Linked DNA regions of Homo sapiens: region 2 is linked to region 1. A link is an interaction called in ENCODE POLR2A ChIA-PET data of the cell type or tissue named here. Cell type or tissue: OCI-LY7. All regions are shown on one strand. Links, peaks and the distances in the headings refer to the core of each region. The heading gives the core; the rest is flanking DNA.

Region 1 (11,729 bases), core at 3,730-11,729:
CCGTGTGTTAGAACCTTCACAAGGAGTTTTTCTTGTGGTGATTCTCGAAGCCTTGATAGGCGTTCCAGCTGGTCTTTTCACTTTGAGATTCTTTTCCTTTGCTCCTCTGATCAAGTCAGCACACACCTTTTCTGGGGATTCTATGTTGCAGCTCATTAAAGTGATTCAGATTCAGTGAATTGTCACCTCTGGCTCCGCAGGTTTTCTTCAGGTATCTTTAAAGCCGTGGGTGGGCCGGGTGCGGTGGCTCACGCCTGTAATCCCAGCACTTTGGGAGGCCGAGGCAGGCAGATCACCTGAGGTCGGGAGTTCGAGACCATCCTGGCCAACACGGTGAAACCCCGTCTCTATTAAAAATACAAAAATTAGCTGGGTGTGGTGGCGGGCGCTTGTAGTCCCAGTTACTCTGGAGGCTGAGGCAGGAGAATTGCTTGAACCTGGGAGGCAGAAGTAGCAGAGAGCTGAGATTATGCCACTGCACTCCAGCCTGGGCGACAGAGCGAGACTGTCTCAAAAAATAAATAAATAAATAAATAAATAAATAAATAAATAAATAAATAAATGCATGCCATGGCTGCTGCGAGCCTTCCTGACCAACTTGTTCCTCAGCCAGAGCAAACAGTGGTGAGGCAGGAGCAGGAGCGGGCAGACCACAGCTCTGCAGCGCCTGTGGCCCTGTCTTCCTGAAGGAGCAGAAGCTTGCTTTTGGTTAGTGTTTGCATGATACATTTTTCCTGTCCTTTTACTTTTTCCCATTTCTTTATGTTTTAGCGTTTTCTCTTATAAATGGTATATTACTAGGCTTCAGGGGTGTTGTTTTTATGTTGTAAATGCATATAACATAAAATTTACCACTTTAACCCTTTTTACCTTTAAATCCATTAATTTATGAAACTATTTTCTTCAGTAGGCTACACATTGACATTGAAAGAGTGGCTTTTTTTTTTTTTTTTTTTTTTTAGACAGGGTCTTAATCTGTCACCTAGGCTGGAATGCAATGGTGTAATCACGGCTCACTGCAGCCTCGGTCTCCTGGGTGTGATCCTCCCACCTCAGCCTCCTGAGTAGCTGGGACTACAGGCGCACACCACCATGCCTGGCTAATTTTTTTTTTTTTTTTTTGGTAGAAGTAGGGTTTCACCATGTTGACTAGGCTGGTCGTGAACTCTGGGCTCAAGCAGTCCACCCACCTTGCCCTCCCAGAGTGCTGGGATTACAGGCATGAGCCACTGCGCCCAGCCTGACAATGGCATTTAAAAGATGTCATGGCTATGTAAAAAAATGTTTCCACTGTTGTACGTACACATCTGCACATGCAAGAAAATTTCTCAAATCTTTCTTCCTTTTCTTTTCTCTTCTCTTCTTTCTCTTCTTTTCTTTTCTTTTCTTTTTTTGAGACAGGGTCTCACTCTGTTGCCCAGGCTGGAGTGCAGTGGCGCGATCTCGGCTCACCACAACCTCTGCCTCCCGGGTTCAAGTGATTTTCCTGCCTCAGCCTCCCTAGTAGCTGGGACTACAGGCGCCCGCCACCGCACCCGGCTAATTTTTGTATTTTTAGTAGGACGAGGTTTCACCATGTTGGCCAGGCTTGGTCTTGAGCTCCTGACCTCAGGTGATCTGCCTGCCTCGGCCTCCCAAAGTGCTGGGATTACAGGTGTGAGCCACTGCATCTGGTCAAATTTCTCAAATATTTCTATTGTGATAAAATGTATGTAACACAGGCTGGGCGCGGTGGCTCACGCCTATAATCCCAGCACTTTGGGAGACCGAGGTAGGTGGATCACGAGGTCAGGAGATCAAGACCATCCTGGCCAACATGGTGAAACCCCGTCTCTACTAAAAATACAACTAATTAGCTGGTCATGGTGGCGTGTTCCTGTAATCCCAGCTACTCAGGAGGCTGAGGCAGGAGAATTGAACCAGGGAGGCAGAGGTTGCAGTGAGCTGAGATCACGCCACTGCACTCCACCCTGGCGACAGAGCAAGACTCTGTCTCAAAAAAAAAAAAAAAAAAAAAAGTAACAAAGCGTACCATTTTAACCAGTTTTTAAAATTAAAAAAAAATTTTTTTTTTTTTAGAGATGGGGGGGGTCTCACTTTGTCACGGAGGCTGGAGTGCAGTGGTGCAATCCTAGCTCATTGCAGCCTCGAACTCCTGGAGTCCAGTGATCCTCCTGCTTAGTGTCCTGAGTAGCTGGGATTACAAGGCATGTGCTATTGTGCCTGGCTAATTTTTTTTTTTTTAATTTTTTGTAGAGCTGGGGTCTCACTATGCTGCCCCGGGCTGGTCTCGAACTCCTGGCCTCAAGCAATCCTCCTGCCTTGGCCTCCCAAAGTGCTGGGATTACAGGCGTGAGCTACTGCGCCTGGCCCATTTTAACCATTTTTAAGTGTACAGGTCAGTGGCATTAAGTGCATTCACATTGCTGTGTAGCCATCACCACCGTCTGTCTCCAGAACTCTTTGCTCATCCCAACTGAAACTCTCTACCCATTTAACAATCACTCCCATCCCCACAGTCCCTGGTAACCACCATTCTACCTCATCTCTGTAAATTTGACTATTCTAGGCATCTCACATAAATGATAAATGGAGGCATACAATATTTGTCTTCTTTGACTTATTTTACTGAGCATATGTTGAACGTTCCTCCATACTGTAGTATATGTCAGTACTGCATTCCTTTTTGTTGCTGAGTAATATTCGTGTGTGTGTGTGTGTGTGTGTGTGTGTGTCTAGACCACATTCCGTGTATTCATCTATTCGTAATGGACACTTGGGTTGTTTCCATCTGTTGCCATTGTGAATAGTGCTGCAGTGAACATTGGTATACAAGTATCTGTTTGAATCCTACTTTCAGTTCTTTTGGGTATATACCCAGGAAGTAGAATCTCTGGATCATACGGTCATTCTATTTTTACTTTTTTGAGGACTACCAAACGGTTTTCTGTAGCAACTGCACCATTTTATATTCCCACCAGCAATGCACAAGGATTCCAATTTCTCCACATCCTTGCCAACATTTGTTATTATTTATTTATTTATTGAGATGAAGTCTCGCCCTGTCGCCAGGCTGGAGTGCAGTGGCGCGATCTCGGCTCGCTGGAACCTCTGCCTCCCGGGTTCAAGTGATTTTCCTGCCTCAGCCTCCCGAATAGCTGGGACTACAGGTGCCTGCCACCATGCCCAGTTAATTTTTTTAATATTTTTAGTAGAGACAGGGTTTCACCGTGTTAGCCAGGACGGTCTCCATCTCTTGACCTCGTGATCTGCCCGCCTTGGCCTCCCAAAGTGCTGGGACTACAGGCATGAGCCACCGCGCCCGGCCTAGGGTTTTTTAATATATTCTAGATATTAATCCCTTATCAGATATGTGATTTGCAAATATTTTCTCCTATTCTGTGGGTTGTCTTTTCACCCTCTTGATCATGCTCTTTGATGTACAAAAATTTTAGTTTTAGTGAAGTACAATTTATCTTTTTTTTTTTTTTGTCTGTGCTTTTGGTGCTATATCCAAGAAATCTTTACTAAATCCAGTGTCATGAACATTTTTTCCCTAGATTTTCTTCTAAGAGTTTTAAAGGGTTTTTTTGTTGGTTTGTTTATTGTTTTTTGAGGCAGGGTCTCATTTTATTGCCTAGGCCGGAGTGCAGTGGCGTGAACACGGCTCACTGCAGCCTTGACCTCTCCAGCTCAAGTGATCCTCCTGCCTCAGCCCCACAAGTAGCTGGGACTACAGGCATGCGCAGTCAGGCCCAGCTAATTTTTGTATTTTTTTGTAGAGACAGGTTTTCACCGTGTTGCCTGGGCTAGTCTTGAACTTCTGCGCTCTGGTGATCCACCTGCCTCAGCCTCCCAAAGTGTTTCAGATTACAGGTGTGAGCCACTGCAACCGGCCAGGTTTGAGCTCTTAAGTTTAGATCTCTGATCTTTATATACTTATTATTATTTTTTTTTATAGAGATGGAGTCTTGCTGTGTTGCCCAGGCTGGTCTTGAACTCCTTGGCTCAAGCAAACCTCCCATGATGGCCTCCCAAGGTGCTGGGACTACAGGTATGAGCTACTGCACCTGGCCTCTTTACTTTTCAAATTAAACTTTTTATTTTGACATAATTATAAATTCACATGCCGTTGCAGGAAATAATACAGAGATCCTAGGTGCCCTTGGGTTTTGTTTTTTTATTTAGCATTTAGTCCATTTACATTTAATGAAATATGATACATTTGGGTTTAATCTGCTATCTTACTCTATATATTCAAATTGCCTATTCTCTGTTCATTTTTCTCTCTAGTCTTCTTTTAGGTTAATTTTTATTATCCTATTTTTCCTCTTCTATTAGCTTGAAAGTTATATGCTCTTTTCTCAGTTTTAAGTGGTCACCCTAGAATTTAAAGCAGGCATTCATGTTGTACCAAAGACTAATGATAATGTGTACTTTACCTTCTTCCTGGACAGTGCAAGGATCCTAACACACTTTAACTCCATTTATTGTTGTCATTTGTTTTAATTATTTCTGTTTTAAATCACACAACCCATTGTTTTGTGCAGTCAGATATTTAGATTTTCACCCTTATAGTCACTGTATTTGTTGTTCTTCGTTCCTTCTGGAATCTGACTTTACATCTGGATGGGGATCATTTTCTTTCTCCCTGAAGAATGAAAGTGTGAGTCTGCTAATGAATTCTTTTGGTTTTTGTTTGTTTGTCTCAAAATATCTTTATTTTACCTTCATTCTTGAAGGATACATTTGCTGAGTATAGAATCCCATGCTGGCTGTTACCTTCCTGTATCTCCAAACATATCAGTCATCTGCCTTCTTGCTCCCGCTGTTCCCGCCGTGAAGCCGGGTGTCAGGCTGATTATTGCTCCTGTGAGAGTCATTGCCTTTTTTCCCTCTGGTTCCTTTTTCTTTAAGATTATTATTTTTTTTATGGCCGGGCGCGGTGGCTCACGCCTGTAATCCCAGCACTTTGGGAGGCCGAGACGGGCGGATCACCTTAGGTCGGGAGTTCAAGACCAGCCTGACCAACATGGAGAAACCCCGTCTCTACTAAAAATACAAAATTAGCCAGGCGTAGTGGCGCATGCCTGTAATCCCAGCTCCTCAGGAGGCTGAGGCAGGAGAATCGCTTGAACCCAGGAGGCAGAGGTTGCAGTGAGCCAAGATCACGCCATTGCACTCCAGCCTGGGCAACAAGAGCGAAACTCTGTCTCACAAAAAAAAAAAAAAAAAGAAAAAAAAAGGCTGGGCGTGGTGGCTCACATCTGTAATCTCAGCACTTTGGGAGGCTGAGGTGGGCGGATCACAAGGTCAGGAGATCGTGACCATCCTGGCTAACACGGTGAAACCCTGTCTCTACTAAAAATACAAAAAAATTAGCCGGGTGTGGTGGCGGGCGCCTGTAGTCCCAACTACTGGGGAGGCTGAGGCAGGAGAATGGCGTGAACCCGGGAGGCAGAGCTCGCAGTGAGCAGAGATTGTGCCACTGCACTCCAGCCTGGGCGACAGAGTGAGTCTGATTTTTTTTGAGAAAGAGTCTCACTCTGTTGCCCAGGCTGGAATGCAGTGGCACAATCTCGGCTCACTGCAACCTCCACCTCCCAGATTCAAGCAGTTCTCCCGCCTCAGCCTCCCAAGTAGCTGGAATTACAGGCATGTACCACCACGCCTGGCTAATTTTTGTATTTTTAGTAGAGACGGGGTTTCACCATGTTGGCCAGGCTGGCCTCAACCTCAAGTGATCCACCTGCCTCAGCCTCCCAAAGTGCTGAGATTACAGGCGTGAGCCACTGCACCCGGCCAAGATTCTCTGTTTTTAAGGAGAACAATAGACACTCCAGACTAGATGGGGGAGGACGTGGGTTGAAAAACTACCTATTGGGTACTGTTCTCCCTGCCTGGGTGCAGTATACCCATGTAACCTGCACATGTAGCCCCTGTATCTAAAATAAAAGTTGAAATTGAAAAGAAAGAAAAAATGCTTTTGTGGCACACGTTCTCAGGATTGCCTGGGGCTGTACCACGGGGAAAAAAATTAGAAAAAAATAGTTTCATGTTAAAAAAAACTTTTTTGTTGTTGTTGCTGTTTCCTCTATCCCTCCCTTCTTTTTTTGTGCCTAAATATGGTTTTCTTTTTAGTCATCTCCTTTGGTTTGTAGGACTTTTCAAGTTTGTGGCGTGTCTTTGAATCAGTTTTAGTAAGTGCTTAGACGTCTTTAAATATTCCTTTGCCTTCATTTCTCACATCTTACTCGGGAATCCCAATTATATGAGTCTTAGCCTCTCTCACTGTTTCCTCTGTCTCTTACCCACAATTCTATATCTTCCATTCTTTTGTGCTCTCGGGGACTCGGCCTAGGTTTTGTTATCTGGGTTCCTGGTGCCCAGAGTGGGAGCAGTGAGTCTGTGGCATCAATGAATGCATGAAGCATATTGCTCAAATTGGGGTACAGTGTTTTTTATTTTTCTGTGATCACAGAAGTAATATGTTTATTATACATTATTCAAACATGGTAAACAGTCGCCATAATCCCCCTCCCAGAATTACCCATCATTAATACTGGTTCATGTTCCTTTACTCCTGTATTCATTTCTCTTCATGCTCATCTGCATTGGACGTTAATGGTCTTTTTCACAGTTGCCAGTCTGACAGGTCAACATCCTGTTTGGGTTTGCCTTTGTGATGGGTCTTTGTTTAATCACTTGCTTACATACCCATCTGCAGACTTCCTGAAAGTGGATTCTTGTCACCGTGTGTGTTGACACCTTAGTTTTCACAAGCGACTTCCTGATGCCTAAGGCAAGGCTTTCTCCCTTGGCGTAGGCGGTGCCCATCCCTGCCCCAGCTCACATGGTGGTGCCCTTGAGTCCCAGAGCACGACCCTGACCAGCTCTCATCCCCAGCGCTGGTACCACACTTAGGCTGGGCTGGGGAGGTGAACTGGTGAAGGGCTGGGTTTTGGAGTCAGCCAGACCTGGGCTTGAGGCCAGCAGCACTGACCCGGCCTGATTTTCCTCACTTGGGAAGGTTGGTTAGCAGGGTGGATGTGGCAGTGGATGTGGGTGACCAGAAAGGGGCTGGTGCAATTTATGTGAAAGGCCTGCAGGCCGCGGGAAGTACTGAAGGCAGAGCAGAGCTCTCGGAGTCAGAAAACCCTGCATGTGAATCCAGACAGTCCGCTGAGCAGAGCTCTCGGAGTCAGAAAGCCCTGCGCGTGAGTCCAGACAGTCCACTGAGCTGCTCTGGACAAGTTGTTACACCTCTGAATTTGTTTTCCTGTAAAATACTTTGCTCAAATAGGAGTTGTAACGTCTGCAGAAGGTTCCAGGGCAAGAGCAGTGGATGGAGAGGAAATGGCTGGTGGGTTTGGCTGGTAATGAGGGTGAACAGTGTGGCAGCCACCTAAACCTACTCAGGAGCAGCCTGAGGTCTGCTGGCGGGGTCTGGGCCTCAGGCAGCCTTGGAACACTGGCCTCCCCCACCTCACCTGGTGCCCAACAGTCTCTTCCCTTCACGGCCAGAACATTTAGGGGTCTGTGGTCAGTGGCACTTGTGGCCCTGTGCCAAGGAGTGCCCAGTCTTAGCTGGGGAGAGAAGAGAGGTCTGTGGGGCAGGGGCCGTGCTGGGGTTGCCTCCAGCTTGCTGGAAGGCCCTGGGGAGCTCTGAGCAGCCCATTCTGCTCTCCCTCCAGCCGTGCTTCCTCAAAGACTGGGAAATGCACGTCCACTTCAAAGTCCACGGCACAGGGAAGAAGAACCTCCATGGAGACGGCATCGCCTTGTGGTACACCCGGGACCGCCTCGTGCCAGGTGGGCTGGTGTTCGCTCAGCTGGGCCCTGTGGGGGTGGGCACGGGCATGGCTGCTGGCCCCCTAGGGAGGTGGGGTGGGGCTGCCTGTGGCTCGTGGGGACCAGCGTCTCCTCTCCTGTTAGGAAAGTGCTGCCTCCCGTGGATAAAGTCCTGCGCCTCCGGAAGGAGCCTGGCTCTGGAAGGAAGGTCACTGAGGGGAGAGGAGCAGCTGGGTCCTGCAGCTCAACCCTACACCCTCATTGGCCTGGTTTTACCATTTTAAACAGTTATTGTTGTAAAAAAGCCAAAACATGAAGACTGTGTGGCTGTGACTGCATGTGGCCCACAGACCCTGAGGTGTTTCCTTGGTGGCTCTTCACAGAATGTTTGCTGCCCCTAGTATAGAGGGTAGAGCCTCCTGGGTAGGGCTGTCCTGTGGCTCACTGTTTTTTGTAGGCCAGGTACCCCCTTGACACCTGACATCTGCCTCAGTCCCCTCACAGTTCAGCCTTCAAACTTGAGTCCTCTGTGTCATATGCCTAGACCCCCCACTTCTGAGGAGAAAGCCTCAGCTTTCTCCTTTCACGATCCCTTCTCTCTCGGTGAATGGCCAGTGGGTTGGGCTCTCTTGCCCCCACCCATGTTGGCATTGCTTGCCTTTTAGGTACCCATGGGACGGCTCCTGTTTCTCCCATTCTGAGAGCATCTGCTTATAATTCTAGGGCCTGTGTTTGGAAGCAAAGATAACTTCCACGGCTTAGCCATCTTCCTGGACACCTACCCCAATGATGAGACCACTGAGGTAGGCCCCTGCTCTATCCTGCTGAGCAGGAAAGGAAGGACTGGGCAGTCGGCTAGAGGAGGGGGCCCTGGGACTTCCATGGTCCCAGCACAAGAGGAGCCTCCAGGGATTGGGGTGGTGGGTGCCCCTGCTCGCCCCACAGGCTGGGCTGCTTGTGGAGTAACCGATGTCTTGGTCCCAGCGCGTGTTCCCGTACATCTCGGTGATGGTGAACAATGGCTCCCTGTCCTACGACCACAGCAAGGATGGGCGCTGGACCGAGCTGGCGGGCTGCACGGCTGACTTCCGCAACCGCGATCACGACACCTTCCTGGCTGTGCGCTACTCCCGGGGCCGTCTGACGGTGAGCAGGCTAGGCGGTGGGGGTGGCAGCTGGTGGCCCTGTGCTGGTCCCACAGAGGCTCAGGAGGGCAGGCTGCTGTCCTGCGAGGTGCTTAGCGTGCTGGGCCCTGCAGGTGATGACCGACCTGGAGGACAAGAACGAGTGGAAGAACTGCATTGACATCACGGGAGTGCGCCTGCCCACCGGCTACTACTTCGGGGCCTCCGCCGGCACCGGCGACCTGTCTGGTGAGTGGGCCGGGCCAGGCGTTGGTTCCCAGCCCAGCTCACCCTGAGGGACTGGGAGCTTTCCATGCAGTTGATTGCCTGCCTTCATGTGGTTTCTGAGCTCACCTGGCTGTGTTCCTCCTCCTCCTTTCTTCTGTAAATGGCCTGTCCGGGCCTCAGTTCCTGTGGTTTCTGGGCTCACCTGGCTGTGTTCCTCCTCCTCCTTTCTTCTGTAAATGGCCTGTCCGGGCCTCAGTTCCTGTGGTTTCTGAGCTCACCTGGCTGTGTTCCTCCTCCTCCTTTCTTCTGTAAATGGCCTGTCCGGGCCTCAGGCCTTGAACGGTCCCTTGGCAACCTTCCCCATCAACAGGAGGCAGCGGGTCAGTTAGATTTGGGCAATGTAGATTCCCAGATTTATCTCCAGCCCAGACCGCTCTGGACCTGCTCAGCCCTTGTGCCCACAGCTGAGGCCACATCTTGCCCATCGGGATGTCAGTGGCACCTGTGCCCCTCTATTTGCTTGCTGTCTTTCCGGACCCTTCTTTCTCTCACATGGCACCTCTGGTCCATCAACAGTCCCTGTGGCTTTATTTTCACAGCACGTCTCACCACTTCCCTCCCCTCCCTGACTACCTGGCGGCTTCAGGCCACCAGTGTCTCTCACAGGAGTCTCCCAAGTGGTCCCCTCCTTCACCAGCCCCCAACAGTCTCTCGTGAGCACAGCAGCCGTGTAATCGCCTTCAGTAATCGCCTTCAGCCCGTGTGAGGCCTCCTGCTGCTCTGCGCAGAGCTCTGCAGGGGGCGCCAGGGCCTCTGTGCCAGCCCTGCCACCTCTGGCTCCCTGCTCACTGCTCCCCCTGCCTACTGTGGCTTCCAGCTGCTGCCTGGATGCGCCTGTGCCCTCCTGCCCCGGCTGTTTCACCCTTGTCTCCTAGGGCCTTGCTCAGATGTTACCTCCTCAGTGCGGCCTTCCCTGATGCCCTCGTGGAATGTCGTGCCCCCTCCTGTGTCCCCAGCCCACTCCCCAGCATCTTTGCTGGCTTTATTTTTCTTCATAATATTTACCATCTTTGAGTCTACCGAGTAATTAATTTTATTGTCTCTGGCCCTCCTGCTCAATTGTAAGCTCTATAAATGGCTGTTTGGCCCAGGGCAGGTGCTCAGCGAGCACTGGGGTGCCTCTAACCTGCTCAGGCCTCACTGGTCACCAGGCCGTGGTGGCCCTTGGCTGTGGTTCTCGGTTTCTCTTTGGGGCCCTGAGCAGGTGCCAGGCCCAGGGCCAGCTCCTGACCAGAACTGGCACGTGACACGGGGGACCTGACATGGGCGGTTTATCCTCAGGATGACCCATTCCAGGGCCTGTAGTCTGCCCACTGCCCAGGAGCCTCCTCTCTCAGCATGGAAGTGCTTGGGTCCGCTCAGACCCCAGAACATCCATTGTTTGGGGGTTTTTCAGTCACATACCCAGCAGAGGAGAGAGGTCTGGTAAGCACCCTTCCTGCCAACCAGCTTTCATCATTTCCAGCTCGCGCCTGGCTGGTTTCCCTCCTGCCCCGGGTTGCCTGGAACTTCATCACACTGTTTCAGCCCTTGTCTTTGGAGGGTTCTTGATAGGAGCAGAGCAGCACCAGTGCTGTGGCCGGTGGCAGCTCTCACAGCTGTTGGGAGAGCCCAGCACAGAGTGGAGGAGGCACCATGAGGGGAGCCGTGTCTGACCACTGGTCAGGGGTCATCAGTGCCAGGCACCTTACGGGTGATGTCACCTGATGTATTTTTAGGCAGATGGCCATCTCGTTCCCTTTTTACTCAACCATTGGGAGTTTGAAAACTGAAAGGATTTTTCCTAAGATACGAGCAGGAAGCAGCAGAGCCCAGATGGGAACTGGGGCCTGACTCCAGGGCCGGTCCTTGTCCTGCAGGGCCGCTCGCCGTCTCCAAGGGCTGTGCATGCTCGGCTCTCACACTGTGTGCCTGGCCGAGCTCTTGCTCATTAGGTCCCCCCTTGGCTCCAGAGATTCCTGCTCCCTTCAACAAGGCCTTTCCTCAGATTCCAGTCCCAGGCTGACCAGGACCCACGTGTCGGCTTTGAGCCTCAGCCTCCTCATCTCTACAATTGGGTGATCCATCAGCGTCAAGCCAGGGCTCTTCCCTGTGCATGCCATTGGACAGAGCCTTTCCCCAGTCTCCTCAGGCACAGCTGCTGACCTGCGTTAGGCTCAGGCCCTTAGCTGGTTGCCGAGTTGTTCCCCTGCAGCCTGTATGTGGGTCTCTGTGGCAAGAATGTCTGGTGGCTCCTGCCCTTGGGACCTCAGCCTTCTCAGCCAGTCACACAGCGACTGTTGGTCTTTCCCGGGTCTGTTTTTGAGCACTTATTCTGCAGGCAGGCCATCTTCTGTGTGGTGTAGACCCTTCTCATGTACTTGCCATGGCAACCACACAGATGGAGATCATCACTCCTCTACATGTGCGGAACATGAGCCTCAAAGAGGGCGGCAGACCCCAGGATTTAGACCCAGATGATTCTGCTTGTAAAGCCCTTACTGTTTTCTCTCCACTCTGCCTCCTCTCTTTTTTATTGCTGGTGAC
Region 2 (15,100 bases), core at 7,101-15,100, 120 kb before region 1:
CAGGCGCCTAGGCTCGGGGCCTACCCTTGTTCGCACCGGGGCTTGCAGAAGGAAGAAGAGCTGCGGAAGGAGGAGGAGCGGAAGAAGGCCCTGGATGAGAGGCTCAGGTTCGAGCAGGAGCGGATGGAGCAGGAGCGGCAGGAGCAAGAGGAGCGCGAGCGGCGCTACCGGGAGCGGGAGCAGCAGATCGAGGAGCACAGGTGAGCCTGCCCGCCCGGAGCGCTCCAGGGGCCCCCGGGCGCACCCTGACGGGTGCTGGCTGCTTATCGTTCCAGGAGGAAACAGCAGACTTTAGAAGCGGAAGAGGCCAAGAGGCGGTTGAAGGAGCAGTCTATCTTTGTAAGTTCTTTGCCAAGGCTCCCGGTCTCTGGGTCAGGGAAGTGAGAATGGTCCCTGTGTTCCTGGGCCTTGTGGGGAGATCAGTGGCTCAGGGACAGTGGTGGCTGTTCTGGGGAGCTGCATGGGCACAGGGTGCCATGGAGCATGAGGCCTGGCACCTCATCACGTGGGGCTCTGGCCTCTGGCCGTGGAAAAAGACTACTTTGGAGAAGCTTGTGCTCTAGATTGGAAGAGAAACTCCATCTAGACCCAGACCCTCACTGACCAGGCTCCCCCTCCCCTGCCCTGGGGTTTCTCGGCGATTAGACACTGTTCTGCACTCTGAGGGGCCACAGGAGTGAGGCAGGCGGCATGGGTGAGCCTGGGCCAGTGCTGAGCATCTGCAGGCAGTGTGTACCATCTCCTTGGGAGCAGCATCTCCCTGGGAGCAGCCCCTTTGTTCCAGGGGTACTGTCTGAATCTCCACACATTGGGAATGGCCCGTAGGTCCTGTGGATTGGTCCCTGAGAATCACAGCAGAGTCACATCTCCATGCTTTGAATTTAGTATTTTGGAAATAGCTAATGTCATTCAGGACTGAGCATGGCTCAGTTCAGGAAGGGAGGTGGGTTGATACTCATCTGGATTGGGACTGTAATGGGCAGATGCATGGCTGTGGGGACTCAAACGGGCTCCGGAGTCACCCACAGGAGGCTGAGAGAGAGGAGGCAAGACAGTCCTGCAGGCAGCAGCATTAAGTCACTCCAGTCACATCTGCCCTTGGATGGGGTGGGGATGATGTGTGGCTGGTAAGCTCCATCCTCAGTCATTCATTCAACACACACCTGCCACCTGCCACATAAAGAACATGGTGGAGAACGAGCTGGGTAAGATCTTTTTTTCATAAGTTGATTCATGTATTTTTTTTTTTTTTTTTTGAGATGGAGTCTCACTCTGTCGCCCAGGGTAGAATGCAATGGCGTGATCTTGGCTCACTGCAACCTCCATCTCCCAGGTTCAAGCGATTCTCCCGCCTCAGCCTCCTGAGTAGCTGGGATTACAGGCGCACACCATCATGCCTAGCTAATTTTTGTGTTTTTGTAGAGACTGGGTTTCACCATGTTGGCCAGGATGGTCTTGAACTCCTGACCTCGGTTGATCTGCCCGCCTCGGCCTCCCAAAGTGCTGGGATTATAGACGTGAGCCACCGCGCCTGGCCACATGTATGTAACTGTGGCAAAATACATAAAATGTACCATTTCAGTCATTTTAAAATCTGCATTTCATTAAGCGGCATTAAATTCATTCACATTGTAGGATAACCACCACCACCATCCATTAAACACAAATTCTGCCCTTCCCCACTCGCCAGCTCCTGGCAACGACCATTCCACTTTCTGTCTCTATGAAGTTGACTACTCTGGAGACTGCCTATCAGTGGAATCGCACGGTGTTTGTCCTTTTGCGTGTGGCTTATTTCACTTAGCATGATGTCCTTAAGATTCATCCATGTTGTAGCATGCATCAGAATTTCCTTCTTTTTGAAGGCTGAATCATATTCCATTGTATGGATATACCACATTTTATTTATCCTTTCAGAGTGAGGTTTTTTAAAATTTTTTTATTTTTTAAATTTTTTTGAGACGGAATCTCGCTCTGTCGCCCAGGCCGGAGTGCAGTGGCGCCATCTCAGCTCACTGCCAGCTCCGCCTCCCAGGTTCACACCATTCTCCTGCCTCAGCCTCCAAGTAGCTGGGACTACAGGTGCCCGCCACCACGTCCGGCTAATTTTTTGTATTTTTAGTAGAGACGGGGTTTCACCATGTTAGCCAGGGTGGTCTCGATCTCCTGACCTCATGATCTGCCCACCTCAGCCACCCAAAGTGCTGGGATTACAGGCGTGAGCCACTGCACCCGGCCTGCCTCCCAGGTTTAAGTGATTTTCCTGCCTCAGCCTCCCAAGTAGCTGGGATTACAGGCGCCCACCACCACGCCTGGCTAATTTTTGTATTTTTAGTAGAGATGGGGTTTCACCATGTTGGCCAAGCTGATCTTGAACTCCTGACCTCAGGTGATCCACCCGCCGGCCTCACAAAGTGCCGGGATTACAGGCATGAGCCACCGCACCCAGCAGATAAAGTTTATTATTTATTTATTTATTTATTTATTTATTTATTTATTTATTTATTGTCTTTTTAGTAGAGATGGGGTTTCACCATGTTGGCCAGGATGGTCTCGATCTCTTAACCTCATGATCTGCCCTCCTCGGCCTCCCAAAGTGCTGGAATTACAGGTGTGAGCCACCTCACCCAGCCAAGTTTATTTATTTATTTATTTTTATTTTTTTGAGACAGAGTCTTGCTCTGTCGCCCAGGCTGGAGTGCAATGGCACAATCTCAGCTCACTGCAACCTCTGCCTCCTGGGTTCAAGCGATTCTCTTGCCTCAGCCTCCTGAGTAGCTGGGATTACAGGCGTGCACCACCATGCCCAGCTAATTTTTGTATTTTTAGTAGAGACAGGGTTTCACCGTGTTGGTCAGGCTGGTCTCGAACTCCTGACCTCGTGATCCACCTGTCTCGGCCTCCCAAAGTCCTGGAATTACAGGCGTGAGCCACCGCACCCTGCCTGATAAAGTTTATTTATTTATTTATTTATTTTTATTTATTTATCTTTTTTAAGATGAAGTCTCACTCTTGTCCCCCAGGCTAGAGTGCAATGGCGCCATCTCAGCTCACTGCAACCTCTGCCTCCTGGGTTCAAGCGATTCTCCTGCCTCAGCCTCCCAAGTAGCTGGGATTACAGGTGCACGGCTCCATGCCCGGCTAATGTTTGTATTTTTAGTAGAGACAGGGTTTCACCATGTTGGCCAGGCTGGTCTCAAACTCCTGACCTCAGGTGATCCTCCCACCTCGGCCTCCCAAAGTGCACTGCACCCAGCCCTGATAAAGTTTATTTTTTTGCTAACATTTCAAACATACACACATGCAGGTAGACAGAATAGTGTTGTGAACCCCCTGAGCTGATTTATTTTCACCAGTTATCAACATTTCAGGTAAAGTCTGAAGGAGCTTACCATTATTTTATAGTCCCATCTGGCCCTTCAAGTATAGTTCACGTGAGAGTGACAGTGGACATTCTAGCAGGTCAGTGTGGTACCCTTTCAATTTCAGGTCCTCTAAGGAAGGGAATATGCGAGAGACTTTGGGATTTAGCACTGTGAAATGCTTTCTCTTGGCTTAAGGAGCTGTTGCTTTCTCTCCCCTGTTACGAATTGTGTTCCATATCTGAGTTCCCTTTTTGCCTGGCCTGCAGGGGAGCTCCCGTGTATCTGAAAATGCTTTAGGCACAGCAGTGGCTTTGACCCATGTGGTTAGTGCGTTGATCTCTCTCCTCCCTCTGGGCCTTACTTGTTTCAGTGTTCACATGGTTGGTAGTTTATTAAAGCCTTTGTGGAGGGCTGGGCTCAGTGGCTCATGCCTGTAATCCCAGCACTTTGGGAGGCCAAGGCAGGCGGATCATGAGGTCAGGAGATCGAGACCATCCTGGCTAACATGGTGAAACCCCGTCTCTACTAAAAAATACAAGAAATTAGCCGAGCGTGGTGGCGGGCGCCTGTAGTCCCAGCTACTCGGGAGGCTGAGGCAGGAGAATGGCGTGAACCCGGGAGGCGGAGCTTGCAGTGAGCCGAGATCTCGCCACTGCACTCCAGCCTGAGTGAAAGACTCTGTCTCAGATTAAAAAAAAAAAAGCCTTTGTGGTAGTTGCCTCTGGTCCTTTCTTTGAACAAGGCAGAGGAACCAACTGAGATTACAGCAGGCAGTGGGCAGAGCAGCAAAGGCTGGTGGGACACAGGCTCATGGGAAGGTGAAGAGCCTAGGCTGACTGGAACCCCGTGGGCTGAGGAGTGGGGGAGATTTGATTGGGAAAGGAGAGCAAGGGCAGAGGAGGAGTTTAGACTTCATTCTGGGGGTCACAAAGTTATCACTGAGGTGATAGCCCTCCTGAGGTGGGATACTACGAAGGGCCCTTCTCCCAGTGCTCCTGACATAAGCTAAAATTTTAGATTATAGGCTCAAAAACAGAGCAGCCCTGGGACTTCACCACCTTAGCAGCCCCTCCTGCCCAAGCTGCCACCTGAGCAGCAGGGGACACCGACTAAGAAGCCTTTGGTGTGTGAGTGCAGTTGAGCAAACATGCGCCCGCCTTGTGCTGGCCACCCACCCGGAGACCCCGGTCCTCATCCTGCGTTGCTCACAGCGGAGGGGGGAGGTGCCTCCGGAAACAGGAACTTAGGATGTGGTGTCATCGTGGTGGAAGCCAGGAGCACCCTGTGGGGACCCAGAGGAGGAAATGACCTGAACAAGCCTCTTGTTCAGAGGTCCTTCCCCAGGAAGCAGTGGCCACGCTGCAGCTGGAAACCAGAGGGCCTGGCCCCCGGGTGGGGAGCAGGCATTTGGGAGGGAGGCCAGTCTCCCATGCTGAGGCTTGGAGGTGGGAACGGGTGTGCCTGTTCTGGGAACTGACTGCGTCGTGCTGAGGACTTGATGTCTACATCTCACAGTATGTGGGAGCCTTGGGGTGGGGGCCGGCAGGGGGTGGTGTTGGAGAGGTGACGGCTAGGTCAGGCAGGGGTGGGGGACGTAGGCCAAGTGCGGGCGCTGCCCACCCAAAACAACGTGTGCAGTGGGCAGGTGAAGCCAGTAGGCGATGGTGGGGCCGGGGGTGAGCGGGTGGCACACGCCTGTCTTAAGGGGGCTGCGGCGAGGCCCCGGTGATGGCTGCTCCGGGCTTGCAGGTGATGTCGCCAGGGCTCTGTCACCTCAAGAGAAACTGGGACCCTCATCTCAGTATGAAAGTTCCTGGTTTTTAAGTGGTGGTAACTAATGAACATGGTTTAAAAATATCATACCAGCAAAACAAAAGCCATCTGTGGGTCATATTTAGCCAGTGCTTGCTGTGGCTCATGGGAACCCCTGAGGGATTTTAAGCTCAGGAAAATCATGGTCTGATCCGCATTTTGGAAAGGTCCTTTCAGGGCCTATGGAGAGCAAATAAGGCAGGTAGCAGTGAGGAAGGCTGGACCATGATGCCACGGTCCAGGCAGCAACATTGGGAGCATGGTGGCCCCGGCACTAGGGTAGGAGGTCCAAGAAGTTATCTGCAAAACAAGGAGCACTTCTGGAGGGCCCTAGGCACCTGCTTAGATATGGGGATGAGCAAGTGAGTGAGTGAGCCTGGTGCCCAGAGGCCTGGCAGGTCAGAGATGAGGTGGCTGAGGGCCCTGAGGGAAGAGAGGGGCTGTGTGACAGGGTTTGACGGGGCAGAGGTACCACCTCTGAAACCCTTCCTGCCAGATTGCGAAAGAAGCATGGGGGCTGTAAGAAGGCCAGAAGGGGCCGGGCGCGGTGGCTCACGCCTGTAATCCCAGCACTTTGGGAGGCCGAGGCGGGCGGATCACGAGGTCAGGAGATCGAGACCATCCCGGCTAAAACGGTGAAACCCTGTCTCTACTAAAAATACAAAAAATTAGCCGGGCGTAGTGGCGGGCGCCTGTAGTCCCAGCTACTTGGGAGGCTGAGGCAGGAGAATGGCGTGAACCCGGGAGGCGGAGCTTGCAGTGAGCCGAGATCCCGCCACTGCACTCCAGCCTGGGCGACAGAGCGAGACTCCGTCTCAAAAAAAAAAAAAAAAAAAAAAGAAGGCCAGAAGGCCGGGCACTGGTGGCTCATGACTGTAATCCATCCCAACACTTTGGGAGGCCAAGGCAGGAGGATCCCTTCAGCCCAGAAGTTTGAGACCAGCCTGGGCAACATAGGGAGACCCCATCTCTACCAAAAAATTAAAATTAGCCGGGCATGGTGGTGCACACCTGTAGTCCCAGCTACTCGGGAGGCTGAGGTGGGAGGATTGCTTGAGCCCAGGAGGCAGAGGCTGCAGTGAGCCGTGATTGTACCACTGCTCCCCAGCCTGGGTGGTAGGGCGAGAACCTGTCTTAAAAACAAAATCAATAAATAAAATACAGTAAAAAAGAAGGCCAAAAGCCCCTGTGGGGGGTAGGTGCACCAGACACTGTCCCTTTGGTTTCTAGGGTGACCATCGGGATGAGGAGGAAGAGACCCACATGAAGAAGTCAGAGTCGGAGGTGGAGGTGAGAGCTGGGGGCACCAGCCAGGTGAGGCAGACAGGGCTATCTCAGCTTGCCTGGCCCAGCCCCAACCTTTTCCTCGTGCCCTCAGGAGGCAGCAGCTATTATTGCCCAGCGGCCTGACAACCCAAGGGAGTTCTTCAAGCAGCAGGAAAGAGTCGCATCGGCCTCTGCGGGCAGCTGTGATGTACCCTCGCCCTTCAACCATCGACCAGGTAGTCCTAGGCCCCACCCCCCGTCCGGCCCCACTCCTCAGGTTGCGGCCCTGAGCCTCTCTGGGACTCTCTCAGAAGGGAGGCCTTGCCCAAGCAACCCTTGGAGAAGGCGAGACCCTTCATCCAGCGTGCATCCGCCCACCACTTCCCAGGTGGCAGGACCCCAAGAAGGGCCAGGGATGGTGGTGAAGTCGCTTGTGGCTGAACAGTGGGGAGTGCTAGGGCCTGTGGGGCAGCTCTGGCATGGGCTGAGGCACAGCGCTGGCCACGGGGAGCAGCTCGGCTGGGGTGAATTAGGTCTGGCCTGGAAGGCCGGAATGCATGCGTGCTGGGCTCTTGCCCCGGGCCTGAGGGAGCCTCCCGGAGCTTGCACCCAGGTGTCCCCGTTCCGCTTCTCAGTGTGCTGCTTCCGCCTCTCCTGAAGCTCTTCCCTGCCCTGTCTGCTGGTCTGAGTGTGCTTGCCCCATGCTGGGGTCCCGCCACAGGCCGTCCCTGCTGTACTGCTCCCAGGCTGGCTGTGTGTCTGGGGCTGGTGTGAGGCTGCGGCTGGCTTGGCTGATTGTGCCCCTGGCTGAAGGCAGCTTGGACATCCAGGGCCAGGCCCTGGGGGCGGGAGAGGCCTCGGGCAGGGGTGGGGGAGACTGACCCTCTCTTGTCCTCTGTCTCTTTCTCTGTCTGTCTCTCTCGGCAGGTCGTCCGTACTGCCCTTTCATAAAGGCATCGGACAGTGGGCCTTCCTCCTCCTCCTCTTCCTCCTCCTCCCCTCCACGGACTCCCTTTCCCTATATCACCTGCCACCGCACCCCAAACCTCTCTTCCTCCCTCCCATGTAGGTAGCAGCCCCAGGCCTCGGCGGGGGTGGTAAGGAGGGCCCCGCTTCCCAGCAGCCCCCCGCCCTCACTCCCCCAGTCTGACCGCTGATCTCTGGTGTTTGCCCCCAGGGCAGGCACTGCCTGCCTCTTGCCCCTGGCCTTATGGGGCACTGGCCTCCAGGGGCCTAGCTTACAGGGTCTGGAGCTGTAGTCTGGCCCCTGGTGGGGCTGGAGAGCTCCCAGCCCCCACCCAGATTCCAGAGAGGAGGTGCTGGCCAGGCCCCAAGGTGGACAATCCTGTCTCACCCGGCTCCCCCGCCCTCACTGACCCACCTGGGGTTTGTTCCACAGGCAGCCACCTGGACAGCCACCGGAGGATGGCGCCCACTCCCATCCCCACGCGGAGCCCGTCTGACTCCAGCACCGCCTCCACCCCTGTCGCTGAGCAGATAGAGCGGGCCCTGGATGAGGTCACCTCCTCGCAGCCTCCACCACTGCCACCGCCACCCCCACCAGCCCAAGGTGAGAGAGGGATGCTACCTGCACCAGGCCTCCCATCATCAGTCCCTGGCTGGGAGCCCCAGGTTGCCATGGTAACCGTTCTCCAGGGATCTGGGCCACCCATCACCAAGACTGCACTGCCCTGGAGGCGGCTGTGTGGGGAGGAGCCCTGGTGTACAGTCAGACCTGCCCTCTCTAAAGCTTAGCACCCGCCCTCTCAAGTGGGAATCGGGCCTTGGCCTTCCTCCCGGAGCTGCCAAGGGGCTTAAAGTCACTGGGGTCACTGGGTAAGGGGGCAGTGGGACACCTGCATGGAAGTCCCTGGCTCCCTCACTCCTTAGTGGGTGGGCAGGGTCTCCATCCTCCCCGAGGGGAGCCGGTTACATATCTCCTCTGCCTGTGCTGTGACAGAGACCCAGGAGCCCAGCCCCATCCTAGACAGTGAGGAGACCAGAGCAGCAGCCCCTCAGGCCTGGGCCGGCCCCATGGAGGAGCCCCCTCAGGCACAGGCGCCTCCCCGGGGGCCAGGCAGCCCTGCAGAGGACTTGATGTTCATGGAGTCTGCAGAGCAGGCTGTCCTGGCTGCTCCCGTGGAGCCTGCCACAGCTGACGCCACGGAGATCCACGATGCAGCTGACACCATTGAAACTGACACTGCCACTGCTGACACCACTGTTGCCAACAACGTACCCCCCGCCGCCACCAGCCTCATTGACCTATGGCCTGGCAACGGGGAAGGGGCCTCCACACTCCAGGGTGAGCCCAGGGCCCCCACGCCACCCTCGGGTACTGAGGTCACCCTGGCAGAGGTGCCCCTGCTGGATGAGGTGGCTCCGGAGCCACTGCTGCCAGCAGGCGAAGGCTGTGCCACCCTTCTCAACTTTGATGAGCTGCCTGAGCCGCCAGCCACCTTCTGTGACCCAGAGGAAGTGGAAGGGGAGTCCCTGGCTGCCCCCCAGACCCCAACTCTGCCCTCAGCCCTTGAGGAGCTGGAGCAAGAGCAGGAGCCGGAGCCCCACCTGCTAACCAATGGCGAGACCACCCAGAAGGAGGGGACCCAGGTGCGGCAGGGACTGCCTGGTGGGAGGGATGGGAGGGAGTGGGGGCTGAGCAGGGTGCTGGCCCTGCATTCCTCATGCTTGCACCAGTACCCCCTTCTCTGTGACCCACATTATTTGAGGGGAAGTCCATCCCACCCTCCCTCCCTGGGCCGGCTCTGCTTTTGTTCCCAAGGCAGGCATCCTTGTTTCCCTGGCAACCACTGATGGAATCATTGGTTGCTGGGGAAACGGGCTCAGGCCTGATAGGTCAGCCCCAGTCCTGCTGGGTGGGGCCAAGTGACCTGATGCTTTCCCCTGCAGGCCAGTGAGGGGTACTTCAGTCAATCACAGGAGGAGGAGTTTGCCCAATCGGAAGAGCTCTGTGCCAAGGCTCCGCCTCCTGTGTTCTACAACAAGCCTCCAGGTAGTACTGGGCTGGATGATGGGGAGGAATTTGGGTGCGGGGGCTGGATTTGAGTGTGGGTAGCCACCCCACCACTACCCACCGCTCACAGAGGCTGGGGACACAAGCGGTCTGCTAGGTCCCTAACTCCTCTCCCTTTCTAACGCCACAGAGATCGACATCACATGCTGGGATGCAGACCCAGTTCCAGAAGAGGAGGAGGGCTTCGAGGGTGGTGATTAGCGGTGGCGCCAGCCCTAGGCTACCCTTGCCAAGGCCGCCCACCTGCATCAGCCTCTGGCCAGACGGCCCGCCGTGCCTGCATTCGCAGCAGCTCCGCCTGGCACCCACTCCGGATTCCGGCCCTGGCTGGGGACTTGGCCGCTTCCCTACCCACAGGGCCTGACTTTTACAGCTTTTCTCTTTTTTTAAAAAGTTGATAGGAGACTTGTACAGTTGACTGGCTTTCCTCTCGTTGGTAGTTGAGACGCTGTTGCAAATTCCACCCCTCCTTCCCTGGTCCAGATTGTAGCTCTTAGTCCTCCCTGCTCAGCTGGCCGGGTTGGAGGCCTCACCCTGCTTGGGGCCTGGCGTGGGGGGAGCTCTGGTGGGAAAATGTCCCCCACCTCTTTTCCTAGTTTTATGTTTCTTGGGAAAATATCACTTTGTATTCTCTGTCCAGGGCTTCAGATATTTTGCACGAATTTTAAAACATGGCAATAAATGGCTCGTGGGCTCTGGCTCCCTGGGACCCCCTCCCCGCCCTTCTTTTGACCCCTTCCTGTCTGGCCCAAAGGAAGTAGCAGGCCCAGCTGGGGCCCCTCGGCTACCCCCCGTCTCCTGCCGGGCAGGTCCCAGGTTGGAGGCCCTAGGCGCGGTTCAGGTCAGGGCTATGGATGGGGCCCAGGGGCTTTGGTGGCCCCTCCCCAACTCCTTCCTCTTTGCTTGGGTTCCTTTTTCACGTTTAGTAACTGTTTTTTTTTTTTTTTTTTTTTTTTTTTTGGAAAGCACAAACTTCTGTAACGGGTCGTGCTCATGTCTGTTAATAAAGAAATCCAGATCCCTTCGGGCTGCCGCCTGCCCTGACCCAGGTTCCCAACTCCTCCCACCTCCGAGGCCGCAGCACCTCCTTGCCACCAGGGGGCGTCCTCACCCTAATTCCAAGGCCCGCCAGGCGGGGGCGGGGTGGGGGGGCGGTGCTAGGGGCTAAGGCTCCCAGGGGAAGCCGCTTGGCACCTACAACCACCGGAGAAGGGTTGGTCTTAGACTTAGTGCTGTACCCTTAGGTTCTGTTGTGGCGGAAACGCACGTTGAGGGTCCTTCCCGCCAAGGCCCCGGCTTGTCTGGTCACACAGAACCCTGGGCGAAAGCAGCCGGTGCACCCTCCGCTTGTACCAAACCAGATCACACACCTTTATTATCCTCAAAATGTAACAAACGGGATAAGAAATCCCTCCCTCCCCCCGCCCCTCCCCGCAGTCCAGGGAAGCATTTAAAAAGCCCCGCAGTCAGGCCAGGAGTCCGCCGGTGGGGCCCGGGGCGCCGGGCGCCCCTCTATACGGCTGTAGTCCTCCCGAACAAGGGGATGGAGACCGGCAGACGCCAAGCTCCGTGCTCCAGGGGCTCGCGGCTGCTGAGCTCTGAGTCGGTCCAGCTGGGGAAGACCCGGCGGCCACGGTCGGCCTGCAGGCAGAGGGCTGGGCAGGGCGGCGCGGGCCGAGGGGCGCTGGGCAGGTGCAGCGCCGAGGTGTAGCCCCGGTCCAGGAAGAGCGGCTTGTAGCTGGGAGGCGGCTGCTCCTGCTTCTCCGCGCTGTCGCGGCGACTCAGGAAGGGCGTGACGATCTTGCGGTAGAGGCCGCGCGTGTCCGTGAGCACCTCGCTATAGGGCGGCGGCGGCTCTGCCATCAGCACCGCCTCTTCGTAACACGGTGGTTTGGACATGTCCGATTCCGCTGCGGAGTGGGAGGCGGTCGGAGGAGGTGAGGCCGCCGGTTCCCAGCCTCTCGCAGAGGCCCCGGCCAGGGGCCGCCCGCGCCCCAGCCCTAGCCCGAACCCGAGCCCGCCGCCGCCCGTGTTCTCCCGGAGGCTGCGGATGGAAGCCCTGAGGGTAAGCAGCGAGCCCTCCAACGCCCGCCCACTTCCGGCGGCCCGGATCGCCCCCTGGCGGAGGTCGGTACTCACCTTGGCGCGGGTAGCTCCAGGGCCGTGGCGGCACCGACAGGTGCGTAGGCGGCGGGTGCGGGAGCGCGTGGTGGTGCGGGTGTGGGTGCGCGTGCGCGTGCGGCTGCGCGGGCCCGTGGTGCAGCAGCGGGTGCACGTGCACGTGCGGATGCGAGTGCGCGTGAGCCGGCGCCTCCAGGCGGCTACGGTGTGGTGGTGGCTGCGGCGGCGCCAGGCCCGGGGGGCTCCCGGCCAGACTGCCCTCGAGTTCGAGGGGCTCCAGCTCTAGGGCGCGCAGGTTCTGCTCGCGCAGTCGCTCCTCCTGGCGCCGTTTGAGGCGGCGGCGCAGGAAGCTGCAGAAGCAGCAGAGCAGGACGATGAGACCCCAGATGAGCCAGAAGCCGGCGAAGCACGTGAGGAACGTGTAGGTGCCCTGGGACATCACCATGGCGGCGGCACGGGCGGCGGGTCCTCAGACGCTTCACTGGACACTGGGCTCCGCTGCGTGGCCCCGGGCCCGCGCCACACTCTCAGGTGCCGCCAGCGTCACTCGGGGACCCGCGGCCGGGGGCTGCCCGTGGCAGGTCTCAAGTCGTGCGCGCGCCGGCGGGGGACAGCAGCGGCGCCCGCTCCTTCCCATGGCGCCGGCGGGCGCGCGGGCGTGCCTCACCCGGGGCCGCGCGGGACCTGTAGGGCAGACACGGGGCGCAGTGAAGGCGCGCCGCGGCCCCCAACGACTTCCCGGCCCCCGCCCGCGCCCTGCGCAGTCCGGGGAAAGCCTCCTCCGTGGGAACCTCGCGCTCCCCGGGGGCCCGGTGACGTCACCGAGGAGGGTGACGTCACGCCTCGAGGTTTCCCCGGTAGGGTTTCCCCGATCTGAGCCCCGGCCGCCGCCGCGGAGCCCGGGCGCCGAGGGGAGCCGAGGCGGGCCAGCAGGGGGCGCGCGAAGGACGGACTCCAGCTCTGAGTCCGAACGAGAGATTCGCCATCCGCAGTCCCGGGGCCAAAGGGTTTCAGGAGCCTGTGCGCACCAGGTCCCTGAAGAGGCGTCTCGGCGCCGTTGCTGTGCGGCGGGGAAAGGGTGGTACATCTCCTAGAGCCCCACAGACAGCCACCCGACGCCCTGTACAGACGCCTGGCAGCCCCTGGCTGCCCAAAGCCCGGAACAACTGGCTCCGCACCGCGCCCTCCGGGTCTCCCGCCGCTCCCGTAGGGGGGCTCAGGCGGGTGGCTCCGACTGGTAATGCGTGCCACCGGCCCTGCCTTTGTCTGAGCCTAGCGCGCCGCGCCGGGCGTGGGCCACACTCTCTTCCTTTCCTCCAGGCGCCCTGCCTGCTCCAACTCCGCTTCCCCGCCTCCTGCCCTTGCACAGCCCCACTTGGCTCTGCCTCTGTCTTCAGGCCGCCGTCTCCCTTTCCCTCTCGCGGAGGGGAGGAAAACTAGATGAGGGTTGGAAGCTAGTCTTTCGTACCCACCTGGTCCTGCACTCACTCCAGATGGGCATCTCTAGTTCCGCTTCCTCCTCTCCACAGCTGCGGGTGAGAGGGGGAACCTTGCACCCTAAGAGGGAGGTAGGAGGGAGCCCTGACTCTGAGAGTGAAGGGTGGCAGGTGACTGCTCACCGCCCCCACAGAACAGAACTGAGCCTTTCCTGAATGCCTTATACACACAGGTTTGAACGAAAGCCTTTGGGGTAACTGGAATGATTCCTATTTTACAGACGAGGAGTTGGGGGAACAACTGGCTGTGTAGATGGCAGGTGGTAGCACCATAATTTGAACCCAGGCCTGGCCACAAAACTCTAGCCTGAGTGGGGTGGGGGGTAGCGCTGCCTGGGCTACTTTGTGGGCCTCTTCCAGGAGCCCCACGGACCCTACCCTCCGCGTGCCCGAGGCACACACACACTGCTTCGAGAGCCACAGGGAGCCTGAGCCCCAGGCTGGGGGGAAGCCAGGCCATGGCCACCCCACACTTCTCCCCAGATGGCTCCTGTCTGACTCCATGGCTGCCTTCAGCCACGTGCCACTTGGTGCCCTTGCCAGTCCCCTTCTCCTGGGCCTGCGTTCCAGAACAGACAATGGCAGGAACCATAGCTCTGCCCGCCCCCTCGACAACCCTGCCATGAGGCTGCCATGGTGACGCAGCCCAGATAAAAACACGATGCTGCCAGTCACTGGGAGTTAATTACATCTGTTATTCTTTTCCTGAGCCATCAGGAATGCTCTGAGGAAACTGGCACTAACTAGAGGTCCCCCGGTCTGCCAGGCAGGAACAGCTCTGGGTCAGAAAAGGTAACTCTGGGGCTGGAGGTGATGGGGTTTAGCTGAATTAGAAATATCTTTCAAGGACCACGCAGAATCCTCTCTTCAACACCACCTTGTCTGTGGTGGTTGTGCCCATTTGATAGACAGGGAGATAGGCTCAGAGAGGGGAATGACTTGCCCCAGGTCACACAGCTCAGAAGGGGAGGAGCTAGGATTTAGCCTGAGTCTGAATCCAAACTCTGTGCCAGATGTAAGTGGCAGCCATGGGGGCACTGGGCAGACAAGCCAGCTAGCAGCCAAAATGCATTCCCATCCCTTCCCACCAGGGCCCTGGCATGCCTGATCACCAGCCCGACTCTGCTGTGGAATAGCAGTGTGAGAAAGAGCTACAGGATGAAGGGGAGATGTAATGGCAGCGCCAGGTTAGCAAGAGACAAAAGAGAGGGCCCTCTGTGCCCTGAGGGCGCCCAGCTCAGCAGGTGGGGCATTAGGCCATACAGGGCAGGCCACGCCCAGGACCTGCTGGGTGCCGTCATAGCTGCATTTTATAAACTAGGCAACTTTGGGCCAAAGAGAGGAAGGCTCTTGCTTAAGGTCACATAACTAGCCCCCTGGCCCCAACCTGGCTCCACCCCCAGGTGGAGTGGGTAGGGATTTGACACTGAACGCTGTCTTCTCGGCAGTGCCACAGCAGGCCCACGGGACTGGAATCCTGTCTGAAGCCTCCCTCCCAGGTGCTCAGTAGACTCTCATCTAACCGACCATAGGTGCTCAATACATAAACATCAGAGGTTCATTCAGACCTTTCAAAATGCTCTACCTGACCAGGCCAGACTTGGCAAAGCCTCCCGAAAAAACCATGCCCCCTTACTGCTCCTTTACTATGTGAGCTCTTGCCCTTGTCTGGGAGCCTTTCAGACTCAGAGCCTGCCTGCAGCCTGCTGCTCCCAGCCACTCCCTCCACTGCCCACACTGCTCCAGACTGGTAGTAGCCAATACGTGCCTCCTCCTACCTACCCAACACATTCAGGTGCTCGGAGCGATGCCCTGCAGATGGACCGAAGTCTGCCATTTGATTACTCACGTTCTGTTTCCTGTTTCTCTTTTCTTACTTTCTTGAAGGTTATTTGAACATGTTTTAGGGTTGCATCTTGATTTATCTGTAGTGCTTTTGAACCATATCGCTCTGCATGTTTTCTCGGGCCACACACTCACTGGGAGCACGGCAGGGGGATGAAAGC

Evidence for each region. ChIA-PET counts read pairs that join two places held together with the same protein. Peaks named below come from ENCODE experiments on the same cell type or tissue, not always from the same donor. Only the 100,000 strongest peaks of a DNase experiment are listed, where the experiment ranks them.
Region 2: POLR2A ChIA-PET joins it to region 1 with 29 read pairs; 10 of 35 experiments call an interaction of 5 or more read pairs at or near these places.

What each region holds. Positions count from the first base shown.
Region 1 is chr5:177,334,571-177,346,299 of GRCh38, reverse strand. It overlaps LMAN2 (lectin, mannose binding 2), which reads left to right. Exons shown (of 8, transcript NM_006816.3): 3 at 7,695-7,812; 4 at 8,515-8,594; 5 at 8,776-8,937; 6 at 9,050-9,164. It also overlaps the pseudogene RPS20P17. Among named protein-coding and RNA genes, the nearest start is that of LMAN2, 11 kb to the left of the region's middle. RefSeq lists enhancers at 6,465-7,418, 9,652-10,277. In OCI-LY7, for the core only: CTCF peaks have their summits at 9,750 and 9,957 (motif pointing right); a DNase peak (open chromatin) is centred at 9,949.
Region 2 is chr5:177,452,011-177,467,110 of GRCh38, reverse strand. It overlaps PRR7 (proline rich 7, synaptic), which reads right to left. Exons shown (of 4, transcript NM_030567.5): 2 at 13,071-13,155; 3 at 11,617-12,282; 4 at 10,825-11,387. The coding sequence starts at 12,043. The coding sequence ends at 10,990. DBN1 (drebrin 1) reads left to right here. Exons shown (of 15, transcript NM_001363541.2): 7 at 49-200; 8 at 276-339; 9 at 6,408-6,467; 10 at 6,556-6,679; 11 at 7,371-7,508; 12 at 7,843-8,013; 13 at 8,404-9,053; 14 at 9,354-9,456; 15 at 9,608-10,501. The coding sequence ends at 9,678. Among named protein-coding and RNA genes, the nearest start is that of PRR7-AS1, 12 kb to the right of the region's middle. RefSeq lists enhancers at 1-11, 9,244-9,944, 11,509-11,803, 12,051-12,751 and silencers at 10,497-10,696, 11,067-11,206, 11,297-11,846, 12,356-12,587, 12,037-12,646 and 1 more. In OCI-LY7, for the core only: CTCF peaks have their summits at 10,355, 10,562 (motif pointing right), 11,621 (motif pointing left), 12,526 (motif pointing right) and 1 weaker place; DNase peaks (open chromatin) are centred at 9,340, 10,650, 11,600, 12,520 and 2 weaker places; H3K4me3 peaks cover 3,694 bases; H3K27ac peaks cover 3,483 bases.